Regions from separate parts of the Homo sapiens genome. Here region 2 is linked to region 1. Evidence: chromatin loops called from intact Hi-C (ENCODE). Cell type or tissue: heart left ventricle. All regions are shown on one strand. Links, peaks and the distances in the headings refer to the core of each region. The heading gives the core; the rest is flanking DNA.

Region 1 (13,231 bases), core at 4,248-6,747:
TCAAGTAACCAAGCAATAAATACTGTGCAACATTTTTATTTTCTGTGAAAAGTATCCCTTTTTTTTTTCTGTTTCTTTCCCCCTAAGGATAAGGGAAGCATCTAAGACTTATTATCACATAACAATATGAAACAATCACATTTATCATAAAATAAATGTTTTTGTTCAAGATGGTTTTCCAGGTACTAAGTAATGATGACCACACTTTCAGTCATTAGGACTCAGATTTACTGAATGTTTTTGCATTTCTTATTTTTTTTTCATAAAAATTCCTGTCCTTGCTCCAGTATCAAAAACCATATCTCCTACTTCTTTGTGCATCCAAAACAAAGTGTTTTGCTCTACACATAATAAAGGTGGGTATATACTAATGTCAATGAAATTGGTCATAATGGTAATAATACTGATGTTCTTAATAAATAAAAGAAATTCATAATACAAGAAATGCTGTTGAAAAAATGTATGTAAAATGCCCTCACAGTACTTCCACATGGTAATGCCATCACAGTATTTTCACAGTCCACATACTTACACGATCTTAGTTTTCTCCCTCCCCAGCTAAATTCCCTTCTCTTCCCCTAGTTGTTTCAGCCATTGCTGAAGTGTTTCAGCAATGGCTTCACAGGCAAAGTAAAGTAATCTGACTATGAAAGACAGAAATGTTTTCTGTAAATAAAAAAAGAGGCAAATTCAAACCAGACAGAAGAGAGAATCTGAGCAAGAACACTGAGACAGAGACCGAAGTACTCCAAATATGTTGAGAACATGAGTGACTACATCTGGCTGCAGTGAAGTGCTCAGATAAAAAAGAAGAAGATGAGGCTGGAAGCCTGTGTCAGGACCAGACAATGGATGGTCATAAAGTCAGGCTATGACATTTGGATTTCATCCTAGAGATCCCAATGAAAATGACTAAAGGGCTTCAAGCAGAGGAGTGACACACTGAAATGATGTTTTACAAAGAAAAATTTGTAGTGTCATCACGGATGAATTGAGCAAAAAAACAAAATTTAATACAACTAATTGCCCCATAAATCAAATGATGTATTTCCTCAAAATTTAACCTTACAAAGCACATGGAATTTTACATATGAAATAAAACATATTTGTTTAAAGAAGCAGATGCCATTTTTGAAAAATGGGTTCTTAATGATCTATCATGCTTGAAGAGAAGGATATGGATCACTCGGCTTATCAAATCCGTCCATATGACTACAGACCAGACTGACTGTAACTAACATTGACCATATATAGAACACATACTTTAATAATCAGAGTGTTGACATTTTTATGTCAACATAAAACATGGCTGTAAGGGTCTGCCTAACTAAAAAAAAAAAAAAAAAAATAGAAAGGATTGTTGTTGGGCCTCAGAAAGCATTTTATAAATTTAACTGATAATAAATAATTTTGAGGATAATGCCTGATATGGAGACTGAAGAGGGCAAAGGAGAGAAAGTAAACAAATGGACAGAATATCTGTTTTAAGGACAACACACATAATCTGGTCATAAATGATTCTCAATAGAAAAGAAGAAAAAAAAACATTAGAAAACAAGTACCAGCAAGAATTGTGAGATGTTTCAAGTTTAATAATGAAATGAAATGGCATTAATAAAGATGGAAGTCATTTTTTACATACATCCTTCATTAAATTTATAGTCTATGTCTGGGTGGCTCTACAAATATATCTTTCCTTCAAACCCAATGCAGAGAGGTTATGATATATTGTTGGAAAGCTATCTTGTTGTCTGTTAGTTACACATGGAAGTCTCCAAGTCTTGAGTATTCATAGGAAAATGGAAGTCTTCCTAATTTGGTTGCATTTTTGTGAAGCAAGTGTGTTCAAATGGTACAGAATATAAGTGGGCTTTGGTTTACTCTTAATACTGCTTCCAATTCACCAACATTTATGAGGCTTTCACAAAGGGATTACCATGTATCATAATATTACTTGTTGGGAAAGACATAGTGCAGACTTCTGTCAAGAATCTCAAATCACTTTTTTTATCCACTTATAAGAAAAATCAAATTGAAAACAGATGCAACTCGTTGTATTAGAAAATACAGATACTACCAATATGTGAATAAAAGTAGATCACTGCAAGCTACAGAATGTACCATAAGTGCAGTTTCTGGCTTCTCAGGGTGCCAGATACAAGAAAATTAAAAATCTGTAATTGTCTAACTATAAGAAAAGTTCTCATGAGATTAGAAATGATCTTCTATTATAAAGAAAAAAGAATAAAACTAGAATAATGTGAGAGCCTACAAATTATGCATTTTTATCAACACAAAAGCTTTTTAAATCCCTAGATAACTGTTTATATAGTACATTAAATGTTTTAATATAAAAATGGTTCTCTGACAATTTGTAACAGTTTATATCTACAAAGGGCCTCTGAGACCATCTAATCCATCTCCTTAATTTGATAGATGAGGAAACTGATATTTGAGAGTTCTCGTACCTTTAAAACTCTAACAAGTTGGATTCTGGCTCAATAGTTATATTTTTACATAATTCCCTTGTATAGTCTCATAAAGATTTTGCAGCCCATGCTATAACCAATGCTTAAAAATAGTCCATATATCTACTCAACTCTAAAATAAGATACAACTATAGTTTTAAAGCACAAAACCATCACACATTATTATGAATGATAAGACATTAGGAATAGAAGTGAAGTCAATTTTTACATACATATTCGTGAACAGAACTTGAAGAATAGCTTTGTTTGGAAGAGCATTTCTTATGTAATGCATTACATCCAAATGAATTTCCCCAGGACATCCTTTGTCTTCCTGGCAAGAAAGGGGAAGTATGGTGAGGTGTTCAATACAGTTTGCAATTATGCCTTTATTAGTATTTTTGTGGTTGCTGTTGTTATTTTTTATCCGACTTTCCTTCTAAATTGTAAGTTCTATGAGGGCAGACACCATAGCTGATTTGTTCACTACTATCGTCCCTGAACCTAATATAGTACATGAAATATAGAAGATTCCTGATTAAATATGTGTGGGAGGGAGAGATAAAAGAAGAAAGAAAAGGACAAGAGAGAGAGAAAATGGGAGGGAGGGAAGAATTTTATATCAGGTCTTTCCCTGGAGTTAAATGTGTGCTAAAAGGCAGTATTTTGTCCATGTGCAATTGTGACACAGTCCTTTCTCAGCACTGAATTTTCTGCATTGAAGCTGAATAGAGTTCAAACTTGTATGCATGGTTTTAAATGTTAGCATCACATTGTATTTAATTTTTATTTTATTTAGTTGGTTAGCTTAGGATTTTTAAATGCAAAGGAAAATTTCACAGAATTAAGCCAGTTTTTAAGAAATGCAAAAATGCATGCATTTTTCTCAGTCACACTGGATAGAGATTTTTCAAGCTCAGTGATGGTAGAAAGTTGATTAGGTGTAAATGCATCCATCTGGTAAGTGAAGCCTGATCTAGAAAAAAAATTGTGTAAAATTGACACTAACACCTGCAAGCATACAGTAGTGCTTATTAGATGATGGATACTTCTTAAAGTCTTATATTGATCTTCACAACTGCCATTTGCATAGGTACATAGCTACAATTATTTCCATTTTACAGATGAATAAAAATGAGTGATACATGCCAAAGTTCATAAGATATACAGCTAATAAGAAGGCAGCATTTGCCTGTTGATCCCATAATCTTGTCTTTCACTTTCTATTTTCTGAGTTAGCATTAGGAAAAAAATGACAATTTTCAAGAGTGAATCTGAAATAATATCTAGTGAAAAACAAAAATTTAATGCAGGTGTTTTTAAAATGAAATGCATGCCAAACATAATGAATAGATTAGCTGTATATTTTTATCACTATTTTGGCACCAAATTGTTAAGAGTTACACTATATAAAAATATTAAAGCCTTTAAATCTATATGGTATTTGATATGAAAAAGATTTGCCACATTTCCAAAACAATCATTTTGTAGTAAACCCTATGTTATAGCAATGGCAGGCTTTACAAACCTCCAACCTGGCTAAGAGAGATTCCCCTCTGGATAACCAGAAGAGCCTATCTCTCTGGGTTCAAATTCATTCCTATCCTGCAGTATAGCATAGAGCCTATGCTTCCAATTTTGCTTAGAAGTCACTAAGCATTTATTGAGCACCCAGGTGGGAATATGATGGAGGAACTCAGAGATTTGAATCTGTCGTTCATTTGAAAGATTCAGGTCACTGATCTAATGGAATTTAAAGCCATGAATCCCCTTGCAGACCCTGTCCACAAGAACTTAGACAAAGGAAGATATACATCATCCCGTGAAAATAAACTTAAACATCAATATATAATGGCTCAGAAAAGAGCCTGGGAGCAAGTCTCCCCTTGTCCTGATGCTGGCAAATTTCAGATGATGATTTGCTCTTTGTACGTGTGCCTATAGAGAGGAAATGTATTATTTGTGCCAACACAAGTGTTCTAGACTTGCAAGCAATTCGATTTCTCATGGTAGATGAATGAGCTGGCATTCAGATTTTATACAGCACTCCTCTAAGTTTGGTTAGTTCAAGTCTATTCCTGAGGATGGATCCACTCAGACAGAGGCTGACAAATCCAGTGTCATGGTTGGCAGATTTAGCTAATCCACCAAGAAATATCACCACTTGAGACTTTTGAGAGGGTCTTCCCCTGATAATACCCATTTATATTACTCTTTGGGTGTTGTGTACCTATTTAATTTAGAAAATTCTACAGTGAGTTTTAACAATAGTAAGTGCTCATAAACAAGTGTGGCTGGTGATGTGTTGTATAGCCATAAATGCTCATGCTAAAGGTAGGCAAAATAAGAAATAATTTACAGGATTTAAAAAAAAAACAGACTTTCTGCTGGAACTAAAATTTTACTCAGTTTATATAGAGGATAAACTATTCTCTGGAGGAGCTTAGAAATTGGAATGGCTTAGAAAATTTGGGCTCAGTGGGGACTCTAGAGGGGATTAGTGAAAAGAGGAACTCTCAATTTCAACTCAATGAGCACCCAATACTCATGTAAAACTTCCACACCTTCTACATGATCAAAGTTTTATAATACACAACAGCCGAAAAAAATAAAAGCACACTTTAGACATTTATGAACAGTGAAATCATTCCTGCTAGTTATTTTAAAGTGTCAAGGTATATTTCATTAATTTATCTTTATAAAATTTTTGTGTCACAATTTCAGTGTGTTACAAATGAGAGAGAAAATTTAGCTTGCCAGAAAAATATGTTTTATTTAAAATAATACAAATACAGAAAATTAACTTTTGTCATTCATGTCTCTCACTGAATCTTTTTTTTGTTTGCTTGGGTTTTTTGCTTGCTTGTTTCACATGTTTTTTTTTTCTTCTTCTACTAAATACCTATTTTAGAATGGCCAAATCTCAGTGAGTTCAATTCTTCCATTGAAACTTTCTAGTTTTAAAAGGAAAAAAGTTATAAAAATACATAGATACATACATTCATATGCATACACACATACATGTAGACATATGTATATACATACATATATGCCAGTTATGGTCTTATCGCTGGCTACCTGGAAAGCAGGAAAAAACTTCAAACCACACTTAGGCTACGAGTAACAAAAACAACCCCTAGTTAGGGAGGCACGTAAGCATTATTGATATTACAGGTTACTAGCCCTGACTCTTTCTCCTCATTCATACCCTTTATTTATTTACCTATCCATATATGCATACACACTCACACATTTAATAAGGTATACAGGTATAGTAGTTACATAAAACACTATTGCACATATATTTGAAATGGTGAATCTGGACTCCATGAATAGCTTCAGGGTCATCTATGAAATCTCTAAAATCATTTGCAAAATTAGATAGATAGATAGATAGATAGATAGATAGATAGATAGATAGATAGAGATAGATAGATAGATAGATAGATAGAGACATAGCACATGGGAGGAAGGGTCATAGTTTGGCCAGATTTTCATAGGGAGATGGGAGGGACAGTTTAGAAAACAACTTTACAGAGGTATCCTCTCTTCCATAAAACAGTCTTTTACATTACTAAACAAAAAAAAAATTTATATAAAAAAAGTATCTGAATATCTTATTTAAAATAGATAAGTTAGAATGTGAAATAATTCACACTGCAAAGGATTCCTCAATTCATAAATGGATATAGGCTCCTTCCAAGTGTTTTTATAGTTATTAAATAAAAAATTAAGAGAAGAAGAAACTATGAGCTAAAGTATTACAGAGTACTAGAATAATTTTTAATTTTTAATGACTAAGAAAAGTAGATGTTCATATGTTCTAATCTGCTCTTCCCACCCCCAACATATACTGGAAGGATGTAAAAATACAAAATTGTCTGGTTTATACTTGACATGTAGAAATCCTATTAGTCCCTTTTAGCATATATAAAGGTTAGAAAAATCCTTCCTAAAAGACCTCAAAATATAGACCTCATTTCAAAGAACAATTTAGTACAGTCTACGATCTGGTTTTTAGGTTTAGGCACTTAATTTCAACTGGGATTAGGTCTATTTTGGGGAGAACTTATTCTTTGGTACAGATACACATGTATTGAACCCAAAAGGCTTTTAATGTCAGTGAGGAAGAATCATTGACTAACCCATTGGCTTCTGGAGGCAAAGTTATGCTGGAAACTAAAGCATAACTGGATCATTGTTTTGATGGCTACCATTTAAACAGCACTTACATGCTAAGCTCCATGCGAAGAACGTTACAAATTTTACCTCATTCAATTTTTTCTGTATTCTATAAATATTAATATTTACTTTTTCAGTAAATTACAGATTTCTAGTAAGTATAAAACTCAAAAAAGGCATAGGACTCTAAATCTTATTCCCTTAACCATTGTAACATTATAACATGTGGTGAATTTCTTTGTATGTCCATCACCCCTCATTTCTACCTTTGAAAGAAACTTCAGTTCCAACTGGCCCAGAAAAAGAAAGAAAAAAGAAGGAAATAAGGAAGGGAAGAAGAAAGAGAGAGAGTTGGGAGAGAAGGAAACAAATACATTTTTAGATTTTGTGCTGCTAAGGGCCTAGGTCGTAATAATTTAAGGGTGATTCAACAGATTTTGAGTATAATTGTGACTATGTAATTAACAAATTGCGTCCTGGCTTAAGGTGCAACCCCCATTTAGAATATAAATCCATTGTCCTGTCATGTGCCTATTGGGTTTAGAAATAATATAGATGAAGTGATTTAGATGCATTAAACATTTAATAGAATTTTCTTTATTAAATTAATTTCCCAATAGAAGTGCTGGTTGAGGCTCCCTCACTTTCAGACAGAAGTTGGATGGGAACTACCAACATTTACCTTCATGACTTAACTGTTCTTATGCTTTCCTGTTGGTTTGCACTCATTTTGATTGACATACTCTTTAGATACTTTAACATATTCAATCAAGTTTTAGGCAAGTTTCATCAATTTCTGGGCCCTTCGGACAATAAAAGGAACCTTTTGTATATCTCTACTCTGATTATGTCTTGATCCTAAAGTGAAGTTCTCAATATCTCATCATATTCTCTGTATTTCCAAATAGCCTCCTAATATACTAATAATCTCTTCAAAAACAAGGAGCTTTAGGAAGTATACATTCAAATGTCATATAATAGAGCATATAATAGTGCATTGGATAGGCAGATAAATTGGAGGATTCCAAAGGTCCAATCATTTCAGATGTTCCATGAGGCATAAATACTAGTGGCAATATATGTTTTAGGCAGTCTAAAAGATGAGCCATCTATGTGGACTAAAATTATTGGGAAATACTTTATAGAGATGGTAAAAATGCAACATTATATGGCTTTTAAAATCTGGCACCACGCACAAAAATCTCACTAACACTAACTCTTTCCAGATCCCCTCTAATCTTTATAAAGGACATTTCGATTTATATGACAACCTGGATTTTACTGGTAACATTAGCAATAATATAGGTGAATATTCAGCAGTTGCCAGATATCTTTAATAAATTACAGCAAAACTTTATAGCTCTCACAACTAAATCATCACTCCAGAGATGGTAGTTGGAAACAACTGTACAAATCTTAGAAATCCTATGGGAAAAGAAAAAAGTAAAGCAAGAATCCAAATTTTGGAAGTAAATGAAAGCAATGGATTAAATCAGAGAAAGTCAGACTCATCAGCATACCAAAAGGTAATCCAGATGCCTGGAAAAGGGAGAGTTTGAAAAGTAAAGAAGAAACAGAGGCAGGAGGACATTTTCAACATGTTGAGGAAGAGAGGAGAAAAAAAGGAAAAGAAAAAAGCATCCAACCCATAGGCTTGTTAGGGTCTTTGAAAAAAATATTGTTTCTATTTATTTTAAATCTAATTATCACAATATATTAACAACTCAAGAATGAGACAGATGTATGGCCTGTAAAGGGGTTTCATATTAAGTCAATGAACATTTAAGTATGGTCTCACCAAATAGTGGGTTCTGTGCTAGATACACAAAGGTGACAAAGTATGTTGCCTGCCTGTAGTAACTTACAGTGCCAAATTAGAACACACATTCATTTGGGATTTGCCATTAGAAACTAGGATAACATCTTCTCTCTGTTTTACCACTGCTAAACAGTGTTGTGAACAGGAGAACTGTTCTGTATCTCCAACTGGAGGGCAACAGAGAGAAGTCTCAGCAAAAGATAACAGAACATAAATGTTCTCCAAAATCCCTTCTATTCAGTGACAGATCTGGGTTGTGAGAGCCTCAAGCTTACATAACTGGGAAGTCCTTAAGAAATACGAAATTATAAAGAGTTACCTCAAGTGAGAAAATAGTTTACATAAATTTCAAATTGTTAAAAGTCGACAAATACTGCAAATTTCACAAAATCTAGAAATTAAGAACAATTTTGTTAACATCTGACAAGAGTCTATGGCATTTTTTTCGCTGCATTTTTGGTTGTATAATCTTTGAATGTCTATTACTATGACAAAAAAATTGTAATATTCTCTACAGAAATAACAGAAAGATAATTTTTATTCTTTTCCAGGAACCTTCAAAACTTTCAACTTCACCCATAGCTATGCTTGTGTTTATAGTACTGATAGAAATTTGGGTCCAAAAAAATAGCGAACATCGCCCCAGTGTCACTGGACACTAAGGAACATGTACTAGAGGAGAAGTTGAGGGAGATAATGGTCTATCATAGCTTAAATATCTTACTTCTGCAAAATTCCCCCTCAATTTGTAACTCTGTAAACACATTTTATTACCCTTTTTAGAGACTTGGAAGGGGTCCACACAAAAGAAGGGCCCTGAAGCTTAAGTTTTATTGCCTTCACTCAATCTCCATTCACCTCCATTCTTTGGATCACACATTGATTGCAACCCATTTACCACACCAATCAAATGGCAATCATCAATGTCTGATTTTTTTTTTTTTTAGCTGTCTGAAGACCAGTCAATGGTGAGTTTCAATATCTTCTTCACTTTTCAGTAGCTGTAGACACAATCACATTTTTAGACTTAACTGTTGAGTAAATGAACAAGGCCCATTTAAAGTAACTGGCATTAGGTTCTACAAAATCTCTAAAATGAACTAAACTAGATATGTATACCTCTCCAGAGCAGGCTCCGTGGACCTTCTTGTCATCAGAATACTTGCTTCTGGGTTCCTTCCTGAGCTGAAATCTAGGATTTGTTGCTTGGATGCAGGATCTACAAAAGCATTCTGTGCTATTAGGACCAGGGTTCATTGAGACCCTGACCATCTACCAAGACACCTATGAGCTAGGACCCATCTCCCTTGATGTAGGTGGTACTTCTATTAAAATCGCTATCTTTCTAGTTAAAAAAAAAGTCTGCTTACAGTTTAATTGGCATTGTTACTTTTGCTGTTAGCAAATTTCCAAGACTTCATTCTTTTTCAGACAATAGACAGGGTTCTGATCTCCTGACTCTGGAAGTAATGGAGTGAACAGTTCAGGACTCTCTCTCAACTTCCTGACTTGCTCCTTCCTGTGGGTAGTGAAGTGACTAACCTTAGTGAATCTATTGCCCCAGATTAACCAGGAGAAGAGTCACTCCCCACAGTGATTTTGTCTCTGTCTCTCATTAGGACCTAATTAACTTTTAGCATCCCAGCCCCATCCAAGTCCTGTTCTCTGTATTACGCCCATAGGTGAAAGCTCCCTCTACAGGGGGAGGTCCACCACTTTCCAGCTTCAGTGCCTATGTCTGAGTGTTGTTGGGTAAATATGAAATAAGGCGTGAAACAGAAGATCCTTTCAAAACTGAAAAAATTCAGTTTTGCTATTAATACTATTATAATCCTTATTGAAAAAATTCTGCTTATTTCCTCCATTTTATAGGATCAACTGGAAAAATGGGTGGAGTGGATAGGTAATTAGTTTCCTGCAATCTTTAACATGCATAACAAGGAAAAGTAAATGCAAACATTCAGTCTAGAGGGGAGCAGATGAGTTAAATATCACAAGAGGGGACCTTATCTCTTAAAAGCTAGCTAACAATAGGAGAGAGAACATCCTTTGGGATCAAGAGTGGCTAAACTATTTTAGGGGTTTATGGTCTAGTGGGGAAGACATATAAATACATAACAGAAAATGTATGTCAGGTGTAAAGGCAAAGAAGATGGTCAAATCTGGTTTATCTGGAAAGGTGACCAGGCATACTTGAGATTGAAAATTGAAGGATGAGCAGGATGCAAACGGATGAGCAGAGGGAGAACATCTGGGACAGAAGAAATAACATGTTCGAAGGCAATATAATAAGCCATATCAGAAAAGATACTAAAGTGTGTCATAGCTGGTGTGTGTGTACAGTGGTAAGTGATGAGGGTAGGGAGAACTTGCAAGTATGTGGCAGTCCTCACATGCTGTGCTGGATGGCAGATCTTACCCTGAAGATCTATGGAAGTCACTGAAGGAGTTCAGAAACAGGATGTTACATCAAGTTTGTATTTAAGAAGGATTCTACTGGAAGAATGTGGTGGAGGGATTGGGAGGGAAAGGCTGGAAGCAGAATGATCAGTAATGTGGCAGCTAGAACAGGCAAAAAATAAATAAATGATCAATAATGTGGCAGTTAGAATAGGTGTAAAATAAAGAAAAGTAGTAAAGAAACAATGACAGTGGAAATGAAGAAGAGAAAATAGATTCCAAAGATAGCTTAGATTCAGTGTTCCCTAGGTAGCAATTTAAACCAAGACAGAAAAAGAAGAAAAAGTCTAGAATGACTCAGCTTCCTAGCTTGAGAAGCAAAAGGAATGATGATGCCATTTAACTATGACCAGAATTACAAAAGGAAAGTTGGTTCAAGAGGCATCACCTTAAAAAATCAATACTTTGCCAATTAAAGGAAAAGAGAAAATTAAAACAGCATCAAGGTATATTTGAAATTTACTTCAGCCAAAATGTTATAACTGATTATGGATGATCATATTTTTTAAAAACTATTGAGAAGAAAACTCTTAAGTTATAGTATACCTACAAATCAAATAGCAGGTACACTCGTTCATTTTGTATTCCTTCACAACAGAGGTTTGCAAAACTATTCTATTCATGACTATTAGACCCATGTATATATTAGAACGATTAGGAGAATGCCAGTTCCTCTATGATTATCTAACACTGAGATTCAGCTTGACCAAAGTTTTGAGGCATCCGTTCCAAGGATCTTTCTGTTTCTCTGCTTAGCACAAATGAAATACATTATTTTATATTACCTCTTCATTTTCAAATTTTGTATTAAAATGTTTTATCATAACAGTAATAAATTCTATGTAAACATGTAAAATAAAGAATCATAGAAAAATAACACATTATTGTACTACCTGCAAATAATTATCTTCAATATTTTGGTCTTTCTTTCCATACGTATATGGGTGTACACGTGAGTTTTTGTGTGTTCTTACACACAGGTTTATTATACTATACATATAATGTTTACCCTTCTTATTTCAATACATACTTATTAATACTATGTATTCACCCATCTAGTAGACATTTGGGAATGCAAAAGACATTAAAAAGAGTTCATGTCCTAAAACATATTTTGGAATTATTAAATGAGACTGGCCGGGCGCGGTGGCTCATGCCTATAATCCCAGCACTTTGGGAGGCCGAGGGAGGCAGATCACAAGGTCAGGAGATCGAGACCATCCTGGCTAACACCGTGAAACCCTGTCTCTACTAAAAATATAAAAAAGTTAGCCGGGCATGGTGGCGGGCGCCTGTAGTCCCAGCTACTCAAGAGGCTGAAGCAGGAGAATGGTGCGAACCTGGGAGGCAGAGCTTGCAGTGAGCCGAGATTGCGCCACTGCACTCTAGCCTGTGCGACAGAGAGACTCCATCTCAAAAAAAAAAAAATTATTAAATGAGACTATAACAACATATTTAAGGTTGGAGTTAGGGAACAAACCAAATGTGGCAATTTATAAGTTATGAATTAATCAGTGTCTTACTTACCAAGGAAAGGGCAAATCCTAACACTGTGTATTCTTTACCCAATGACAATGTAAGAAAGGTCTTACACATGCTCATTCAGTATGAGGCTCTTAACATGCACTCCATCACTACCTGGTTGTACTCAGCACTTTGAGTTTCCACATCACAAAAGAAATATTTGGAAATTCATCATGGTTACATAAACCTGCACTGATCCCTTGGTGATTTTCTAAGGCCTTGCTTGTTTTGTAAATGAAACATTGTGACAGACAGAAGGGAATAGTCCTTTCTCATTTCTGAGTCATAATTAATTATTATTGTAATTAGCCACACACTCTGTACAAACTTCTGGAATTAAATATACTGAAGTCAGCACCTTTAATTTTAGAACAATTAAGAAATACAGCTTTATGATTCAGTAAGAGACCAAATGTCTTGGCCTGAACATTCCTGAGTAGGAAAGAATATCGCCAAGAAAAATGACTACAGTATTGCTCTCAGCAATCACAGGATAAAGAAATGGAAGTATAGGATAATTATCTAATACTCAAAACCCACAAAATATCTTGGAACATACAAAAAATCACTAAGAACTATTAATTCATTAGGGATTTAATGCAAAGATTTTAAACCATGGCTTTTACTTGCAACATATATTTACAAATAGATAGTTGCAGCATCGGTGAGGTTCAAATGTTTTATTTCTAACTTTATTTTCCAGTAAACAATGCTAGTATTAATTGTAAATATGTGTAACAAAAAATAACAAATAATATTAATCTAAGGAAGTAATCAA
Region 2 (12,436 bases), core at 4,106-6,605, 200 kb before region 1:
AATATGGAGTAAAATGGGATACTATACAGTCACTAAAAATGTTTTTAAAATGTATTTCTTGACATGAAAATGTTCACCAAACCATTGAGATAAAAGCAAGTTAAATTCTATAGGTACACTATATAAACATGCATTTTCTATCATCATATTTTTGTGACAAAACATTTATATGCAAAAAAGTCTTTGTGTGATGAGATTCTGGATTTTTAAATTTTCTTCATCATAGTTTATATTCTATTATTTTAAACCAATGAATACAAATTATTAATGCAGAAACTAATCAAATAACTCAAAAACAATCCATGAACTGCCCCCCAACAGCGTTTGATTAGTCAAATATAAGAATCAGATTTGCACCCTGTCTCAACCAAAAATACAAAAAATTAGCCGGGCGTGGTGGCAGGCACCTGTAGTCCCAGCTACTCAGGAGGCTGAGGCAGGAGAATGGCGTGAACCCAGGAGGCGGAGCTTGCAGTGAGCCGAGATAGTGCCACTGCACTCCAGCCTGGGCGACAAAGCGAGACTCCGTCTCAAAAAAAAAAAGATTCAGATTTGCAAAATATATATTCCCTAACTTATAAACATATCCTGTGATGTGCTGTGGTGTTGTCCCAGGGTTTTCTAATTAGGTGTGTGTATGATAGACTGTAGGATATTTTGTCAAATTTACCATGCACTCTCACTAGATATTCCTTATCATCATCTCCTGCAGGACTGGATGCCAGACATGTATATCTTCCTGTATCCTCCACCTACAAAACCCAAATAATGAATTACATAATGTTAACATGTTAGCTTTTGTTATTAAAATAAATATCCACTAGAATGAATGTAAATAACCCCACACCAAAAGCAAGATAATTAAAGCCAACTGTTTAACACTACGATTAGCACTCTGATAGAAAGCATTGTTTGGTATCTACATTATATGCAAACCTATGTTTTAACAGGATTTTGGTATCGATTTAAGAATGTTTGTACGTTAAGTATATTTAATGATATCTAAAAAGGCAGATATATATAGGACCTAGAACCATATGTGATAGGCTATATCCTCAATGTTCATTGAAGAAACAAATATTCATGGGTTTAAATTGCAGACTGAAAAGTTAAAACGAAGCCTTTCTCAAGAAAATAAGATGTTAAATAAGTAAACAGATAAACAAAATATCTGGTTATTAAAATCAAACACATAATATCTCATCTTGACTCTACATTTTATATACATGGTGAAACAAAACAGTTATGTTATGTAATATGAGAAATAGGGTCAGACTGACAGCAGGATCTATAATTATCTAACTAAAACCAAAATCATTACTTTAAAAATCACCAAGCATGGTTTCCATGGAAAGTTAATGTTCATTCATATGTTTGAGATTGTGTAGACACAACCCATGATCGTGTACATGTAGAGGGTACTCTGGAAAACAGATGCTCTTACTACTGCGAAAAATGTATTTTGGAAAAACAGAAAAATCCTGTTCTCATTTATTTTACTACTTGAACATTCCCAGAATATTGGCATTTTAAAAACTCTTACATTCAAACTGACTTTAGAGGTTATGGAAACACTTTTTGGTAGGCTGCAAAAACTCCTTTCAAAAACATTGAGACTAGAATGTTTGGAAAAATACTTAAATATAATTTTAGAAGAACAACACTTACATCGTTATTCAATTAAGAATTTTAAAATGATGTGCCATTTCCTAAGAATAATTTCTGAATTTCTCATCATATCTTTAAAATCTCTAAAACTAACTCTTCTCTCCCAACTCTGTTCATTCACAATTGATATCATCCCCCTCACTTGTCTGGACTCAGCCAAACTTGAACCATCATTCAGGACTATTCTTAAATGTTCCCTTTTCCACAAAATATTTCCTGACAACTTCTGCCCTTCTGGCTACCCACAGACATCACCTGTAGTTAGTTTCTAAAGTCTTGTTTTACTAATAGAATGTTAGAAAAATTATAGTTAAGCATGTATCTTTAGAGGAAGATTTTGCAGAGGTGGACATGCATTATGGCTCACAAAGAAAAGGAGGGTACAGTATATAAAGTTTTCCAAATCTATTAGTCATAGAGTGGTCCCCTCCCCTCTTGGGATAAATTACAGAACTAGTGTTTGATAAAAGATGTTTTAGGAAACTCTTGTCTATACCACACAATTCGCAATTTGCAAAGCATCCACATCCATAATGTACCAGGCATAAGTAGATGTTGCAGATAAATACACGAAAAAACAAAGTTGAGATAAGCAAAATATAATGCAGTAAGAGTTACTACAGAAGTATATACAAATTGCTATGAAAACATAAAGGAGCAGAGTAACCAAAATCAGTCTGGGGGCTTAATGATATTTAATTTTCCACTTCCATATTGTTTTTAATGTTTCTATTATTGACTCATATCTAATTGTATCTTATGTATACAGTCATTTTTCTCCCCTAGACATCTAGAAACTTCTTGAAGGCTGACACATGTCACATATCTTAGGTCTTATGGATTCTCCACAATAGCTAGAACACATGGTAAATCTGGCCATCATTTAACACTCTATGACACCTTCATCTTGTTTTCTTATAACTCGACTTTTTGTTCTTGCCTTTAAGACCTACAGTAATGGCCTTAACTTCCCTTTCAAGCTTTATTTGTCATTTTTTTTATATTCATGATTCTATTCCACATACTTTTCTGTCTCCATGCTATTCCTAATGTCACAAATTCTTTTGCCTACTTTTTGTTTGTTGAAATTATATCATTCAAGAGTTTTGATTCAATACATGGTTTTAGTTTAACCTGACTCTAAGTTACTGTAATGTTTGAAATGGAGAGAAAAAAGGGGAATGGAAGGTATGCACTCGAAGATGCTAGAAATGCACTGTGCTGAGATGCACTGGCTAGGCTTCTGAATCAGACTAAGGATTGAGGCCTAGCTCCATCACTGAGCAGCAATGAGTACTTGGCAGATAAGTACTTAATCTCTCTGCACCTGATTTTGGATTTGTGGGATAGACACATTGCCTCACAGAGTTGCCATGAGGGGAATGGGTGGGATAGATAGCACAGAGATGAACACAACAGGACATAGTAGAGAGTTTATAACTCTTAGCTCTTTTCTTCCAGTTCCCTTTCTTCCATTCTCAGTGAAAAATGCAACAAAATATGATCAAATAATTTGTTATTCTACATTCAGAGGAATGATGATTATGGTAACAACAGCAACAGCAGGAACAATCCTAAGTCTTTTTTTGAAAGCATTTACTACATGCCTGTGGCACCAGTCTAAGCACATCATGTTGGATTATTTCTTTAAATCCCTCAGTGTATGAATGAGGCATGATTATTACTTTTATCCCCAGTTTATAAATGATGGCATTAGGGCTCAGATGGAGAATAATTGTAACATAAGGTTTGCCTTTACTAGTAGAATAGAAGATTGCTACAATAAGACATCCCAGACATACTTCTCTTTTAATATATTCACATTTCAGATCAGTTTTCTTAAACATAAACTAAACCAAGTCAATTTTATTAAACTGATCATTATTTGAAAAATTGTGTCTCTTCAGACTTCCATATCGGCTAGTTCATTTTGGAGATCAAAAGTGCTCTTTGAAACCTTATATATATGCATGTTGGATTGCTTTTTGCCAGTTCCATTAAGGGGTACATAGTATAAATTAAGAACTTTGGGAAATATACTAACACTTATAGCACTGTGAAAACTTGCAAAAGTTAATGGAAAGGTATCTTGCTTTCTTCGGAGTTTAATATGATACTGCTTTGTCTTCCTTTTAATCAAGTTACCCAATCATGCATATCATAGGACTAATCCATCCTGCTCCAGTTACACAGATCTGTGATATATAAGGATTCAAAGACATAATTTAACAAATCTCATATATTAGCAAGTGAGAAGTTTGACCTAACCTAAAATAATTCTATGAACTTTGACACTTACCTGAGCAGTAGAAATTCGAAGAACCTCTCCTCCTCCTAGAGTTTGCACTTGATCCGTCTGTGGAAGGGGCCGGCCATCTTTCATCCAGGTCATTTTAGGGGCTGGGATTCCAGAAGCAATGCAGGTAAGTTCAAGTGGGTTATTAACAATTACTGATATCTCTTCATGTTCTTCAGATCCATTAATGTGAGGTGGTTCTATTTAAAGGGAATCAAAAATAATAATAAACCCACAGTTTCATAAAATATTGCTCGTTAGAAAAACTTGAAAATCCAACACAAATTCACATTCACATGATAAAAATTGATTAGAACAAGGAAAGTGAAATAATTCCTAGATGTCATTACCATTTCTCATTGACACACTTTCAAAAGGGATGGATCATGCCTATGAGAGATAATGAAGTAAATGGCAATTCATTACCATGCAATTATTGAACAACAGTTCAAACTCAGTTAATTAGAACAGTCTCACTTGACTGAAAGATTTGAAAACAATAAAAACCAAACGCAGCTTGTACCACTTTTTTTTTTAGAGGGACTTAGCATATTATTATGTTTTTGTATCTTTAAATACCAATAGTTTCTACAAAAACAATGCGTGAATACTGTGGAATTTTGCTATCATCTTTTCCATGCAGAACTTTGAGAGGAAACAATGACTAAGCAGAAGAAAAAATAGTTACATTTGGAGATAATTTCTGTATAAAACACATTTGTTATGTCTGGATGGGAGTAACTTCCTCTTTTGTTACTTATACTTCTAAAATTACCTTTCTCAAGAGAAGGTCAAACAATCTAAACACTGGGAAGAAACATTTAAGGTTCTTTAGTCTAACTACTCCCAACTTTGGTAATTCCTTTAAAACACATTCCCCTTATGATGACCATTTGCGTTTTCTATGACACTTTCATAGTTCAAGTTTCCAGCTTACTATTTGACAAGGCAGCCAAAATAGCTGTTGGACAGCGCCAGGGGTTAGCAGGTTTGTTTTTCTTTCTTTTTTCTTTAATAAGGCACATAGTTTAGAACAGTGACTCATAGCAGAAGATCTGGAGTCTGAGTTTTAATGCTGGTGTCAACAATTATTAGTTTCATGGATTTGAGCAAATCTCTAAAATGGGGATACCAACATTATTTACCTAATAGGATCAGTGTGTGGCGTCAGTGAGATACATTATACACTTTTTTGTGTGTTTCTGTATCTATTTTACAATTAAAGGTTTTAAAAAACTTATTACTACTACAGTGTTTACTGCAACTGTTGGTATTATTAAAATCTGCTTCCTAAAATTTCTACCATCTGTTAGTCTCTGTTTTCCTTCTGGAGAAAGATAATATACTAAGTCAGTTCTCCTTCTTAGATTATAATGAAGTCAGCATTTCTACACCACTGTCCCACATGACCTCTTTTTACTTCTATCTATCTTACATATTGCTGTCAAAATACATTTTCTGAAGTGCAGTTTAATATTAATCTAAGATTTTCTGCTTAAAAGATTTTAATGGCTCCATGTTGCTTACTGGATTAAATAAAAACTCATCATGGTTTCCAAGACTTCCACAATATGGTCTAGATCTATCTTTGTCATTATTTAATTTTAACATACTTATATGTAACCTAGACTTCAAATCTCTCAACAAGCTTCGTCCTTTCTTGCTCCTCATAGTCCCGCAACTGAGAATGCCCAAGTACCATCACGGTTACATTGTCCTCAAGTTCATTTGTGAAAACTATAAATCATTTATTGATTCTCTGAACTAATTATAAAATGTCTATGCTTTTTCATTTTCGTATCAAGTTGTTTGTACTACTCAAAACACTTATCTAATTCCTGGTTTGCCATAGTCAATTATTTACTCCTCTTACTTCTCGGTTATTTAGTATATGTCAATCATCATGAATACAAAGATTAATAAGGCATGCTCACTGCCCCCACCCCAAAGTTTATAATCACTGGATTTAAAATAGTAGCAGCAGTAACAGTATTAACATGCTCTTGTGTAGTTCAAACCCCAGACTGTCCAGATCTTACCTGTGTTAAGTGATTGTGAACTATTTTACTCTGTGTTTTGTCCATATGTCTTGTACTTCGGGCAGAGTAAGAGTTGTCTATACTCCAATAACTCCAGAATTTATATTTCCAGCCTAGACTCTCTTCTGAGCTCCAGATTCATAAATGCAATTATCAAATAAACATCTCCATTTGGATGTTTGAAAATCACTTAAAACTCAACATGTATTCAGACTGAACCTATTGCCTTATTTCTCAAAACTTGTTTTTTTCCAGTATTTTCTGCATCTAAGTGATGAATTTACCAATTAGTCACATAAGCCAGAAACTAAGAGTCATGCTTGATACCTTCTTCATCACTCCCTTGTGTCCCAGTCTACAACCAAGTCCTAATACTTCCACTGTACTTATTTCCAGAATACACCTTTTTCTCTCATCTCCCTCACTCTAATTTGAGCTACAATACCATTTACTTAATGTTTTTTTTTTCTTCCTAGTTGTAGGTGCCTACCCAAAATTACTGATTTCTTTCTGATTAACAGACTCAAATTTTGTTGGGATTGTCAATGTGCTAAACAAATTACATTTCCTAGCCTCTTTAGCAGAGAGTAGATGGAGTGGATGGAGTGGTATATGACAATTCTGACCAATGAGATGTAGGTGGATGTGGTTTTGTGGGGCTTGTAAGAAAGTCTTAATTCTTTTCTAAAGGGGCAACACTTTGCCCTTCCTAGTTTCCTGCTCTATTGTTGCATCTAGAACAGCATCTAGTTATGCTAGGGGTGAGCAGATACTGCATTGATCACCAAACAACCATGTTGTAAAGGTTCAAAAGAACTGAAAATATTTGAACTGCTGAACCAATCCAACAACTGCCTACCTCCAGCCATCCCAGTGAGAAAAACAGAAGTACTGTGTTTAACCCACCATATTTCAACTCTGTAATTCACAGCCAAACACAATTCCTTATACTGGTCTCTCGGAATCCATTCTTGTCCTGGTCCAAGTAGCCTTGCATTTTATAGCCAGAGTGCTCTTCTCAAACTGTAGTTCTATTTGTTATTCCGTTTTTAGAACTTTGAATGATTTCTCATTGTTACAGGATAAAAAGCAGACTTCTTAATGTGGTCAAAAAAGTGCTCTATGACCTGGCCCTATGAAAACCCCCTATTTTGTAATATGCTGTCCCTTGTTTTCAGTGGTCTAGCCACACTGGACTTTTCAGAACCACTATACCATGATACCTCCCACCACATGGATAGAATTAAATAAAGAATATTTCCCCAAGTTAAGATGTTTGCATTCTGAGTGGTAGCACTGCTTCAAGTGAAGAACTTTTCAGAGTTTAATGGAATTAATTTTCAACATATGCTGAAATGCTAAAACTTCTCATCTTTCTTCTAAGCCAGTTTTCAAATCTGTTTTGAGAAATTATTATTCTTATAAACTCTTCAACTTTATTAAAGGCAGGCTGTTCTTTAAGAATTCCACTAAGAATATCATTGTTGTTTTTCTCCTTCATTTTCTTCATCCAGAAATGCACCAGTCTGTGATTCTGCTCCTGAGTTCTTTCTCCCCGCTCTCCCCCTCCCCCTGCCACATGCTAGACCAGGCCCCTGCATTTACAGGCTGTATGAATACAGCAGCCTCTTCAATTCATTTTTCACTCTGTCACTCTGTCAGAGGGATTTTTTGGAAACGAAATCTGGCTGTAAAATATTTCTCCTTAAGATTCTTCCATTGCCTTGGTAATGAGGTCCAAACTTCCTCAAAGTTCTCAGAGCTTTGCATAGTTTGGCATCTGCCCATATATAGTTCTTGTCTTGTCTCTTGCTACTCTTCCTCTTACACTCAGTTTCAGGGAGTGCAAATTGACAATTCAAATTGTATTACCTCCAGGTGAGAAATGTATATAAAATTCCCCACTCATCTCTACAGTCCTACTCTTCAGGGCTCAGATTTATGCTTGAGGAGATCGAATCTGAAATCTACCATCCCACAGAATGTTGTTTTATCCATATAATCCTCATTACACTGAAAAGTAATTACTTCTTTAGTATCTGTGTCTTCCACAGATGGAGGAAGTTGAGGGCTGAGATCATATCTTTCTTAGTGATGCATTTGCATGTTTGCCACACCACACATGTTCATAATTATAGTTAAATGATGGCTAGAAACATACCTGTCATATAACGTATATTCAATAATTAATACTTGATATGTGAATAATGAATGTACAGGATCACATTATGTCATCTCCTCTTACTCCTCATGTTCTGTGAATTGATGTACAGGAATTTGCTACCCAACCCCACCCTGCACCTCCCAGACACACAGTTTTTCTTTTTTCTCTCATTGACACATAATTATTATGCATCTTTAGGGAGTACAATGTGATGTTTCCATACATGTATACATTGTGTAATTATCAAATCAGGGTAATTAGCATTTCCATCACTTCAAACATTTATCAGTTCTTTGTGGTGAAAGCATTGAAATTCCTCTCTACTAGCTACTCTGAGATATACAATAGTATATTATTAACTATAGTCACCCTACTGTGCAATAGAACACCAGAACTCATTCTTCCTTTCTAATTGTAACTTTGTACCCACTGACCTACTCCCCCTGTCTCCCTTGTCTTTGGTAACCACTGTCCTATTCACTACTTCTATGAGATCAACTTTTTAAAATTTCACATGAATGAAATCATGTGGTATTTTCTTTCTGTGCCTGGCTAATTTCACATAGTTTAATGTTCTCCAGGTTCATCCATGTTGTCATAAATGACAGAATTTCATTCTTTTTTATGGCTGAATAGTACTGCATTGTGTATATCTACTACATTGTCTTTATTCATTCATCCATTGTTGAACATTTAGATTGATTATATATCTTGTCTGTTGGGAATAGTGCTGTGATAAACATGGATTTATTTGACATACTGATTTCATTTCCTTTGGATATATATCCAGTAGTGGGATTTCTGAACCATATGGTAGTTCTATTCTTAATTTTTTTAGGAACCTCTGTTTTCATAATGGCTATATTAACTTACAATCCCACCAACAGTGTGCAAGTGTCCCCTTTTCTCCACATCCTTGCCGACTCTTGTTATCTCTTATCTTTTTGGTCATACCCATCCTCACTAGAGTGAGGTGATATCTCATTTTGGTTTTGATTTGCCTTTGTTTGATGATTAGTAATGTTGAGGCTTTTTTCATATACCTCTTGGCCATTTACATGTCATCTTTTGAGAAATGTCTGTTAAGGTTTTTGTCCATTTTAAAATTGTGCTCTTTGTTTTTTTGCTATTAAGTTCTTTACATATATCGGATATTAACCCCTTAGAGGTATAGTTTGAAATATTTTCTCCCATTCTGTAGGTTGTCTCTTCACTTTGTTGAATGTTTCCTTAGCTGTGCAGAAGCTTTTTGTTTGATATAATACCATTTGTCTATTTTTGCTTTTGTTGCCCATGCTTTTGAGTTCTTATCCAGAAAAATCCTTGCCTAGTCCAATATCATGAAGTGTTTCCTCTGTGTTTTCATCTAGTAGTTTCGTAGTTTGGGATCTTACATTTAACTCTTTAATCCATTTTGAGTTGATTTTTGTATACAGTGAAAGATAGAGGTCTAGTTTCATATTTCTGCATGTGGACATCCCAATTTTCCCAGCACCATTTATTGAAGAGACTATCCTTTCCCCAGTATGTGTTCTTGGGACCTTTGTCAAAAATCAGGTGGCTGTAGATGCATGAATTTATTTCTGAGCTCCTTATTCTGTTCAATTGGTCTATGTGTCTGTTTTTATGCCAATAGCATGCTGTTTTGATTAATACAGCTTTGTAGTATTTTTAAGTCAGGTAGTCTGCTGCCTTCAGCTTTGTTCTTTTTACTCAAGATTGCTTTGGTTATTTGGAGTCTTTTGTGGTTCCATACAAATTTTAGATTTTTTTTTTCTAATTCAGTGAAGAATGCCAATGGTATTTTCATAGAAATTGCATTGAATCTGATTGTTTTGGGAGTATAGCCATTTTAATAGTATTAATTCTTCCAATCCATAAACATGAAATATCTTTCCATTTATTTGTTTCCTTTCCATTTCTTTCACTGATGTTTAAATTTATTCTTACATATCTTTTTTTTTTTTGATAGCTATTGTACCTCAGTCTCTGCAGAGGATTGGTTCCAGACCCTCTGTGAATACCAAAATCTGCAGATGCTCAAGCCCGGCAGTAGGCCTTGAGAAACCCATGGATACACAGTTGGCCCTCGGTATCTGCAGATTCCACATCCAATGAATATTATATTTTTGATATGCAGTTGTTTGAATCCACAGATGTGGAACCGATGGATATGCAGGGCTGACAGTAAATGGGATTATTTTCTTGATTTCTTTTTCAGACAATTTGCTGTTGGCAAATAGAAACGCTACTGATTTTTGTACGGTGATTTTTAAGTCACAACTTTACTGAATTTGTTTATCATTTCTGAGAGTTTTCTGGTGGAGTCTTTAGAGGTTTTCTATATATTAGATTATGCTGTCTGCAAACAGAACATTTGACTTCCTCCTTTCGAATTTGGATGTCTTTTATTTTTTTGCCTGTTGCTCTAGCTAGGACTTCAATACTATGTCTAATAGAAGTAGAGAAAGTGGGCATCCTTATCTTCTGCTAGACCTTGTAGGAAAGGCTTTCAACTTTTTCCTGTTTAGTGTGATGTTAGCTGTGGATTTATCATAAATAGTCTTTATTGTGTTGAGGTATGTATCTTCTATCCCTAATTTGTTGAGGGTTTTTCTCATGAAGGAATGTTGAATTTCATCAAATGCTTTTTTCGCATCTATTGAAATGATCATATGATTTTTGTCCTATCTGTTAACGTGATGTATCACATTTATTGATTGTGTATGTTAAAACATCCTTGCATCCCTGGAATGCAACCCACTTGATCAGAGTGAATGATCTTTTCAATATACTGTCGAATTTGGTTTGCTAGTATTTTGTTGAGCATTTTTGCAACTATGTTGATAAGGGATATTGGGTTGTAGTTTTCTTTTGCCCCTAAATATCCTGGAGAACTTCCTTTACTACCGGCCTCCATTCTATGGAAGTCACATCTACTCCAGAGAACCATACTTCATTTATTTAGATATGGTTCTGCTTCCCTCTACAGAAGAAACTCCCTTTAATCCACCTGGAAAGTAACTAGTTCGGTTCAGTTTAATCCAACAAATAACACATTAATAGTCTCTAGTGTATTAAATGTCATGCTAAGCACTGGGAATGCAGAAGTAAGTAAGAAGACATCTGCCCTCATAAAGCTTAACTAGGGATGAAGCAGAATTTTAGGGTTACATGAATAAATTTTAATAGTTGCTCTGAGAAGGATTATAACACACGCTGAAACATATGCTAACTTCTACCTAACCAAGACTCTTGCCAAAAGTATTTTTGCTCTTCTCTATAGGGTGTATTTTCTGCTATGTAAGGAGCATGGAGTCTCACTTACTTCACAGTGAGAAAAACAAGCAAAATGCCAAAAGCTCTTGGTTATTGAAATACTTCGTTTCATTATCTTACTTTCTCTTCCAAGGTTAGCATTTTTTACTTCAAGGAAAAGAAGTGTTTTCTCTTTAAACTGTTGCATTTAGAACACTGGAATACATATTTTAAGTATTTACTTTAAATGCACACAAGAATAAATAGAACTAGACTATTTGAAATGATTATTCCAGCTATAAGGTACAGACTGGATCATTTAAAGACAGGGATAACATATCATAGTATACCTATTATGCTTTTTCATCAAATTTCTATAATCGGATGTGTTTTCAATTCTTGGCAAAAGTTTAAAAAGCTGCTTCTCAATTGGTTATAAGGTTTTATCAATGAGTAATGTTTTACAAGCTGGAGTTTTCATCTTTTCAGAGAGATAAAAAATACAATTTAAATTCAACATGCTTCAGATGAGAGTAAGCCAAGGTGAATTATAAAAAAAATTAAAATGCAATAAAAATTTTTTAAAAAATTCTCTCACAGCAACTGATTCTCAGAATTATACTTATTTACTAAACATTCACTATCACTTACTTTCCAATTATTCTACATTTACCACAATGTTTACATACCTAGGACCTTGAGGATAAAGTGCTTGCTGACTTCTCCAGCTTCATTTGAGGCAATGCAGGTGTACTTTCCCGAATCTTCAGTCTCTGCTTTGAGGAGCTGCAGGACCATTCCATGGGTGCTGACTGTCAGATGGGCATCAAGCCCCAGAGGCTGGCCATCTCTAAGCCAGGCCATACTGGGAGCTGGGGTTCCATCAGTAATGCATGCCATAGAGGTGGAACTACCTTTGAGAACTGTGATTTCCTCTGTCCCCATTGAATTGTCCATATTTGGTGGTGCTACATAGAAAACAACATGGGCAAAATTTGGATGTCTATTGTA

Evidence for each region. A loop is a pair of places that touch in the nucleus more often than their neighbours do. Peaks named below come from ENCODE experiments on the same cell type or tissue, not always from the same donor. Only the 100,000 strongest peaks of a DNase experiment are listed, where the experiment ranks them.
Region 2: it touches region 1 in a loop (5-fold over the local background); 2 of 110 quality-filtered maps call a loop at or near these places.

The regions. Positions count from the first base shown.
Region 1 is chr1:185,895,069-185,908,299 of GRCh38, reverse strand. The region is part of intron 4 of HMCN1 (hemicentin 1); the gene reads right to left. Among named protein-coding and RNA genes, the nearest start is that of HMCN1, 170 kb to the right of the region's middle. In heart left ventricle, for the core only: no CTCF peak of the experiment used is centred there; no DNase peak of the experiment used is centred there.
Region 2 is chr1:186,095,200-186,107,635 of GRCh38, reverse strand. HMCN1 (hemicentin 1) reads right to left here. Exons shown (of 107, transcript NM_031935.3): 68 at 12,115-12,393; 69 at 3,968-4,164; 70 at 671-752. Among named protein-coding and RNA genes, the nearest start is that of PRG4, 190 kb to the left of the region's middle. In heart left ventricle, for the core only: no CTCF peak of the experiment used is centred there; no DNase peak of the experiment used is centred there; H3K27ac peaks cover 1,485 bases.